Linked DNA regions of Homo sapiens: region 2 is linked to region 1. Evidence: read pairs that join two places in POLR2A ChIA-PET (ENCODE). Cell type or tissue: GM12878. All regions are shown on one strand. Region 1 overlaps SMG1 (SMG1 nonsense mediated mRNA decay associated PI3K related kinase). Region 2 overlaps RPS15A (ribosomal protein S15a).

The links. ChIA-PET counts read pairs that join two places held together with the same protein. Peaks named below come from ENCODE experiments on the same cell type or tissue, not always from the same donor. Only the 100,000 strongest peaks of a DNase experiment are listed, where the experiment ranks them.
Region 2: POLR2A ChIA-PET joins it to region 1 with 6 read pairs; 6 of 35 experiments call an interaction of 5 or more read pairs at or near these places.

Annotation. Positions count from the first base shown.
Region 1 is chr16:18,900,535-18,904,534 of GRCh38, forward strand. All of the region lies in intron 1 of SMG1 (SMG1 nonsense mediated mRNA decay associated PI3K related kinase), which reads right to left. Among named protein-coding and RNA genes, the nearest start is that of SMG1-DT, 24 kb to the right of the region's middle. In GM12878, no CTCF peak of the experiment used is centred here; no DNase peak of the experiment used is centred here; H3K27ac peaks cover 721 bases.
Region 2 is chr16:18,780,529-18,784,528 of GRCh38, forward strand. It overlaps RPS15A (ribosomal protein S15a), which reads right to left. Exons shown (of 5, transcript NM_001019.5): 5 at 767-2,574. The coding sequence ends at 2,481. Among named protein-coding and RNA genes, the nearest start is that of RPS15A, 7.8 kb to the right of the region's middle. In GM12878, no CTCF peak of the experiment used is centred here; no DNase peak of the experiment used is centred here; H3K4me3 peaks cover 812 bases; H3K27ac peaks cover 426 bases.

The DNA of each region.
Region 1 (4,000 bases):
CTACTAGGAAGTATTTCCATAAAGCACCCCAAAATGACTTGATGCAAACACCATACCTAGTGGTGTCACTGGAGTAAGCATCATATTACTTCAAATTGCTTTTACCTAGGTTTATTAAGGGATTTTGCTCTCATGGTGAGATCTAATTTATAATGGATATAAACCAGGAAATGAGATTTGCACTAAAGCCAATGAAGTAGGAATGTACTTATTCTCTAAAGTAGCAAAGATAGTCTCACTGTCACAGAGCAGTTATAGGATATGTTGCTTTCCATACTAATGGTTAATACCACTTGAAAATGATTTACCCTTCAAAAATAAATTCAAGGTTTTCCCCTGTAATGCCTCTTACCTGGATTCAAACATGCTTTAATGAGGAATAAGAGAAAGGGTGAAACTATGAATAACCCTGGGCCTTGTATCATTACATTAAAAACACTGCTCTAAATATGAGTCTATGGCTAAAATATTAATTTGAGAGGCTCAGGGAATTTATTATACAAATCTCTTCTTGCAGAGAACTTTAAGTTCAAATTTAATAGAACCATTCCATGTCAAAATTATAAATGAGTATGCATCAGTTTTGCAATACTGAAATATTAAATTAATATAATTTATCGGTAAAACTAGTTTAACTACCTCAGTATTAAGTGTCTATAATAACCAAATCTTAATTATCCATTTATGGGTGATTTGTTTCCTTTTTTGAGACAGGGTCTCACTCTGTCACCCAGGCTGGAGTGCACTGGCATGACCATAGCTCACTGCAGCCTCGACCTCATGGGTTCAGCCTCTCAAACAGCTGGGACCACAGGTGCATGCCACCCCATTTAGCTAATTTTTTATTTTTATGTTTTTTGTAGAGACAGGTGTCTGATTATGTTGCTCAGGCTGCTCTCAATTTCCTGGACTCAAGCAATCCTCCCACCTCAGCCTCCCAAAATGCTAGGATTAGAAGCATGAGTGACCACATCTGGACTGTCACCAATTTTTAACTGTCTGTCAACTAAACAGCCAATATAGACTGATAAGATATACTTAACTATTGTAAAATTGTAAAGAATTGTATCTTCACCAAGGAGAGGTCTGGCTTTTACCTGTGAATTCTGGAAGGTAATCTCTAAACTCTTGAAATGTCATACCTAATAAGAGGGTCCTGGCCAGAAGCAGTGGCTCACACCTGTAATCCCAGCACTTTGGGAGGCCAAGGCAGGTGGATCGCTTGAGGTCAGGATTTTGAGACCAGCCTGGCCAGCATGGTGAAACCTGTCTCTACTAAAAATACAAAAATTAGCCAGGCATGGTGACGGGCACCTGTAATAATCCCAGCTACTCAGGAGGCTGAGGTTTCAGTGAGCTGAGATCATGCCACTGCACTCCAGCCTGGGCAACAGAGCAAGACTATCTCCAAAAAAAAAAAGGGGGGGGTGGCGGTGGGGGGAAGGTGTCCTTGTTCATCTGGGGGTTTTAGGCCACAGCAGAGTCTAATAATGTGACTTATGGTGGGGGCTTTGAGTCACATGGATCAGCTTGACCTCCAGTGGGGCTGGAGACTAAGGTTAGCCACATGGGCATGCAACCATGGAACCCCAGTAAAAACTTTGGACATAAAAAACAGAGTGAGCTTCCCTGGTAGGCAATAATTCATGAGTATTGTCGCACACCAGTGCCACCAGGAAGGTATCATTTTTCACAACTCTACAGGGACAGGACAATTTGAAACTCCAACATTTGGAACTTCCCCGAACTCTGCCCTATGCACCTCTACCCTTGGCTCATTCTAATCTGAATCCCTAAACTGCAATAAACTCTAACCATGGGTATGAGAGCTTTCAATGAGTTCTAGTGAGTCCTCCTGGCAAATCATCCAACCTAAGAGTCGTCTTGGCCAGGCACAGTGGCTCAAGCCTGTAACCCCAGCACTTTGGGAGGCCCAGGCAGGCAGATCACTTGAGCTCAGGAGTTTGAGACCAGCCTGGCAATATGGTGAAACTGTCTCTAAAAAATATAGAAAAACTAGCCAGGCGAGGTGGTATGCGCCCATAGATCCAGCAACTCAGGTGGCTGACGTAGGAGGACTGCCTGAACCTGGGAGGGAGGAGGTCAGGGCACAGTGAGCTGTGATCATGCCACTGCACTCTCGCCTGGGTGACAGAGAGAGGCCCTGTCTCAAAAAAAAAAAAAAGAGTGGTCTTGGGAACCCCCAAACTTGCAACTAGTATTAGATGCAAGGGTCATCTTATGGACTGGACTCCCTCTTACTCTGCACTCATATTTAAAACCATTAAATATACTGTAGCTCAAAAAAAGTTGTTTGTTTGTTTTGAAACAGGGTCTCACCCTGTCGCCCAGGCTAGAGTGCAGTGGCGCAATCCGAGCTCAAGCAAACCTCCCACATCAGCCTCCCAAGTAGCTGAGACCACAGGCTTACTCCACCACGCCCAGCAACTTTTGTATTTTTTTTGTCCCATTCCCTACAACATTCCCAAAATGTTACCCAAGCTGGTCTCGCACTCCTGGGCTCAAGTGATCCACTCACCTCAGCCTCCGAAAGGGTTGGGATTACAGGCATAAGCCACTGCACCCGGCCATAAATTTTGTTTTTTAGTAACATTTCTAGCAAACATGATAAAGATTTGACTTCAGTGTTGCTTATTTTCCTTCCAAGGAACCTCTAATATTCTCTATTTTCAGACCTCCAATCAAATTAGCCAGAAGGAGCAAACGAAGCCAGTAACTCCAGGAGGGCAGTAGATCTGATTTTAACCTTTGTTTTACATGCATAATTGTCTTCAGAGAAAAGCTGAAGAAAGTACCCCCTCACATCCATGCCCCAGTGCTCCTTTTCTCTGACTTCAAGTGGGCCTCTGAAGTTGCCCACATTTCCCTCACCGGGTTTCTTTCCTTTCCAAAACATCTGTAAAACTTTCTGCACCTTCTTCCTTCTCCCACCACTACCAGTGGATGACCTTATAGATTTCTGCTTCATGAGAAGTAGAAGCCATTTGACAACACCCTCAGCAAGAGCTAACATTTTAGCTCCTAACAAGAGCTAGTGGGCAACTGATCCAAGCAGTTTACATACGTTTATCATGTCATTTCATGTTCAACACAATCCTATTAGTTATAACTTGATGACTAAGGTTTCATAACTGGCCTAAGGTTGCACAGCTTGTAAAAGGCAGAGCCAGAACTCAGACCCAGTACTGTCTAATGTTTGAGCTCTTCAACACTCCATCACTGCCTGTCATCTTCCTTCTAATATATCCACAAATTCACCTGCATCTGCACATACAGCTTTTCTTCCCATCATCTTCGCATAATGGAACAAATAAACCTCCTATCCATAGAGATCATCTGGATCTGTCTATTCCCCCCATTTTCCAAGGTATGTCTTGTCTTTTTTTTTTTTTTTTTTTTTGAGATGTAGTCTCGCTCTGTCGCGCAGGCTGAAGTGCGGTGACGTGATCTCGACTCACTGCAAGCTCCGCCTCCCGGATTCACGCCATTCTCCTGCCTCAGCCTCCCGAGTAGCTGGAACTACAGGCGCCCAACACCACGCCCGGCTAATTTTTTATATTTTTAGTAGAGACGGGGTTTCACCATGTTAGCCAGGATGGTCTCGATCTCCTGATCTCGTGATCCACCCACCTTGGCCTCCCAAAGTGCTGGGATTACAGGCTTGAGCCACCGTGCCCGGCCTGTTTCTTTTGTACGTTGCAAAATCTCCCATTTTACTACTGCTTATCACATCATCAACATATGAGCACTCTCAAAAGTCTTACTTTAAAAAAAACAAAAAACAAAAAACAAAAAATGGCCGGGCACGGCGGCTCACGCCTGTAATCCCAGCACTTTGGGAAGCGAAGGCAGGCAGATCATAAGGTCAGGAGATTGAGACCACCCTGGCCAAAATGGTGAAACCCCGTCTCTACTAAAATAGAAAAAATAAAATTACCTGCGTGTGGTGGCACGCACCTGTAGTCCCAGCTACCTGGGA
Region 2 (4,000 bases), 120 kb before region 1:
GGGTGAAGTCATCCTCTCAGACGTTGGTCCAGACCTAGCTTCAAACTCTGCCTTGCCCAGAGACCTGTGTGCTCTTTCACCTGGCACTCCTGACCCTGAGGTGAGACAATAGCCTCTAAGTGAGGACACGTGGCAGGCACGAGTATAGATGTGTTGCTGAATGTAGGGGTCCTTGGCAGTGGTTCCCTGGTCTTTTGAATGACACATTTCTTTCAGCCTCTGGTCAGAGGCTCCACGGGGTCTCTCCATGAAAATGCAGGGGTGTTAAGTTTTGCATGTCTTTTTGGACAGTGCATCATATCCCTGACACCTGCAGCTCCGAGGCTGAGCAGCGGATAGGTGCTGGGTCCCTTTTACTATGAGCCAAAACCACCTAGGTAGGAATGGATGATCCAGATGCTATCACCCTCTCCCCACTCCGGGGTCTCTGCCTAGCAACAGCAGCAGTATGCTGGGAGGATGCTGGGATCACCCCACAGAAATACTTGTCTCTGAGCCAAGACATCCTGCCAGCACGAACCTAAATTGTCTTCAGACCCTCAAACCCTGGGGTCTAGTCCCACACCAAGCAGCCCTGGGTCATGTTATAAAGCCATTTACAGGATCTGAGGAACAAGGGGTAAGGTCATCCGCTTCCTTGCCAACATAAAAGAACACATGTTAAATCCATCAGCCACACCACTCCTTCTTCCCCTGTCACGTTTCTCCCACTCCTGACCACTTCAAAGGACATAGGATCCCCACAAAATGGTGACAACAAATGGAGCCATTTTCATATCCTATTTTATTTTTGAAGTCAGTGTCCAGAAAGAAACCGACGATTCACTCAATCAACATGTAAGCGACTGAGGCATCCCTACACACCAGGTTTGCAGGCTAGGGACCAGAGACACGATGGTTAAACAAGCCAGAGCCCTGTGATCCTAGGGCTTACAATGCTGGCATAAGAAAATCCTTCTGGACTCACTGTCCCCATGCTTGTGACTGTCATGTGCCAAGTGCGCTTTACACAATCTCATTTTTCCCTCAACTTGGGGATAGGTTTTGTATCATTCCCATTACAGATACGGATGCTGAGGTTACTGAGTGGAAGAGGAAACCTGAATTCTGCTGCTGGACCCCAAAACTCATGTTAATTACCCACAGCCTCCCAAACATCAGAGGCCCCAAACATGCCTCCCAACTCACTTCTCACAAATGGGGGCCGTTATCTGCCCCATCTCTAGGGCCGTTCTGTAACATTCTCAGCGACTTCCCATATCTTACAGAGGCAGGCCCTCCTTTCAGGAAGCTGATCCATGCCCCTTAATAAGGTAGCTTCTCTCCCCACTTGGCACACCACCTAGCTAGCCAAGGGCAAAGCAGAGACTAGGGGACAGGCCCCAGCACCGGGTCAGCACCCACTACCTCCTCAGTGATCAACAGTGCCCATTGCACTTCAATGGGCACCTGCAAGTGGCACCAGATTCTCTTGGAACAATTCTTAAGGCAGGGCGTGGTGGTCACACCTGTAATCCCAGCACTTTGGGAGACCAAGGCAGGCAGATCACTTGAGATCAGGAGTTCGAGACCAGCCTGGCCAACATGGTGAAACCCCACCTCTACTAAAAATACAAAAATCAGCCAGACATGGTGGCACACACCTGTAATCCCAGCTACTCAGGAGGCTGAGGCACGAGAACTACTTGAATCTGGGAAGCGGAGGTGCAGTGAGCCAAGATCATGCCACTGCACTCCAGCCTGTGTGACAGAGCGACTTTGTCTTAAAAAAAAAAAAAAAAAAAAAAAAATTCCTAGCAAGTATTTATTACAGCAGTCAGTGACAAAAGCCAGATCTAAAATCCTATCTACAGAATAATCCTAGCCAGGCAAAACAAATTCATCAAAAACTAATAGAAAATACTGAAATATAGGCCAGGTGTAATGGCTCGTGGCTGTAATCCCAGCACTTCGGGAGGCCGAGGTAGGCTGATCACTTGAGGCCCAGAACTCAAGACCAGCCTGGGCAACATGGCGAAACCCTGTCTCTACTAAAATATAAAAATTAGCCGGATGTGGCGACACACACTTGTAATCCCAGTTACTCAGGCGGCTGAGACAGGACAATCACTTGAACCCGGGAGGTGGAGGTTGCAGTGGGCCAAGATCGCGCCACTGCACTCCAGCCTGAGCAATAGAGTCAGACTCTGTCTCCAAAAAAGAAAAAAAAAAAAAAAAACTGAAATACAACTAAAATATTTAGTGTCAAATACCTGGTTTTGGCAGACAGCAGGGGTGACTGTTTCTTAGGCATACTGGTTTCATAAGAACTTTTTCCCTTGGCTGTATTAGTCACTTCAGGGAATCGCATTCACCGATAAACGAAGCAACTGCATGCTGCCGCAGAAGCTGTGGCTACACTGCTGTAAAGGCTCAAAACGACCAAGTGGAAGCACCAGAGTCCATGAGGCATTTTATTTGTAAATATATGTATTACATCCCTAGAAAAAGAATCCCAGGATTTTCCCTCCTGTGTGTTTTCGTCTTGCTTCTTCATGGTCCATGATGCCAGCTGAGGTTGTCAGTACAATGAAACTATGGAGTGGAAAAAGAAAGTGCTGGTAAGTTTAATAGTTCAACATAGTGCCTTCTAGTGCAGAAAAACATCAACACTCATCAGTGGTTAAGGGCGCTTTCCTGTGGGGCACATAGGAACTGACAGTGCCTACATGAGCTGGTGCCTCATGTAGCGTATGAGCCATGACTCCTGCAACCCAAAGAGCCAAATCCAGAGAGCCCAGCCACACAATCACACAGCCCTGACTTCTGCCTACACCATGAAACAAACTGCACTGAAAACAAAGGCTGGGAACTCCTTTAAATTTAAATGTCACTTTCTGCTCTCAGGTAAGGAGACTTGAAAGTATTCGTATAAACTTGAGTTTGAATTGTGTTTCTGCCATGTACTGTATAATAGCTAAACTATTATATGGAGACGTTCATTTGTACAATGAGTGGCTGCTTCATGAGTTACTGTGGGGATCACTGTAACAAGCATATAGTATGCAAATGTGCGGCATTAAAATCAGTATCATAATTACAAAGAGAAATGATTTTGGTGAGAATACCGTACCTGTAATACAGCAACCATGAAGTGAGAATACTTTCAACCAAGGCACCAGACGCATAATTTGGAGGGTATAAATTCTTAACCACAAAGATACACATTTACTGTGTCAGCTCATAAAGTGCTTTACCAAAATTAAATCAGGTGATAAACAGAGGAACTATTACCACTTTTACGGATGAAGAAATCAAGGCTGTGACTTGCCCAAGATCTCATGGCTTTAAAGCAGAAAAACAAGGGTTTGAACTCAGATAGGCTTTTAAGGACAAAGACTCCCAAACTAAGTTTTCCCAAAGGCCTAGGCTTAGAACTGATTCTGGCCCTCATCTGGGATCACAGGGAACTATCTGCAGTGAGCCAAAAGGGCAGACATGAAAGTGGACACGACCCCCCTTTTCTGCCAGTCTAAGCTCTCATGTGCCTCTCAGAACCTGAAGCTCAACACATGAAATGTGGCAAATAGCCAGGCACGGTGGCAGGCGCCTGTATTCCCAAATCCACAAGAGGCTGAGCGGGGAGGACTGCTCGAGGCCAAGAAGCCAAGGCTGTAGCGTGTTATGACCGCACCTGTGAACAGCCACTGCACTCCAGCCTGGGCAACAAAGTGAAACCCTGTCTCTCTCTCTTTTTTCTCGAGACAGAGTTTCACTCGTTGCCCAGGCTGGAGTGCAATGGCACAATCTCAGCTCACCGCAACCTCTCTCCCGGGTTCAAGCTATTTTCCTGCCTCAGCCTCTCAAGTAGCTGGGATCACAGGTGTGTGCCACCAGGCCTGGCTAATTTTGTATTTTAGGTAGACACGGGGTTCTCCATGTTGGTCAGGGTGGTCTCGAACTCCCAACCTCAGGTGATCCGCCTGCCTCAGCCTCCCAAAATGCTAGGATCACAGGCGTG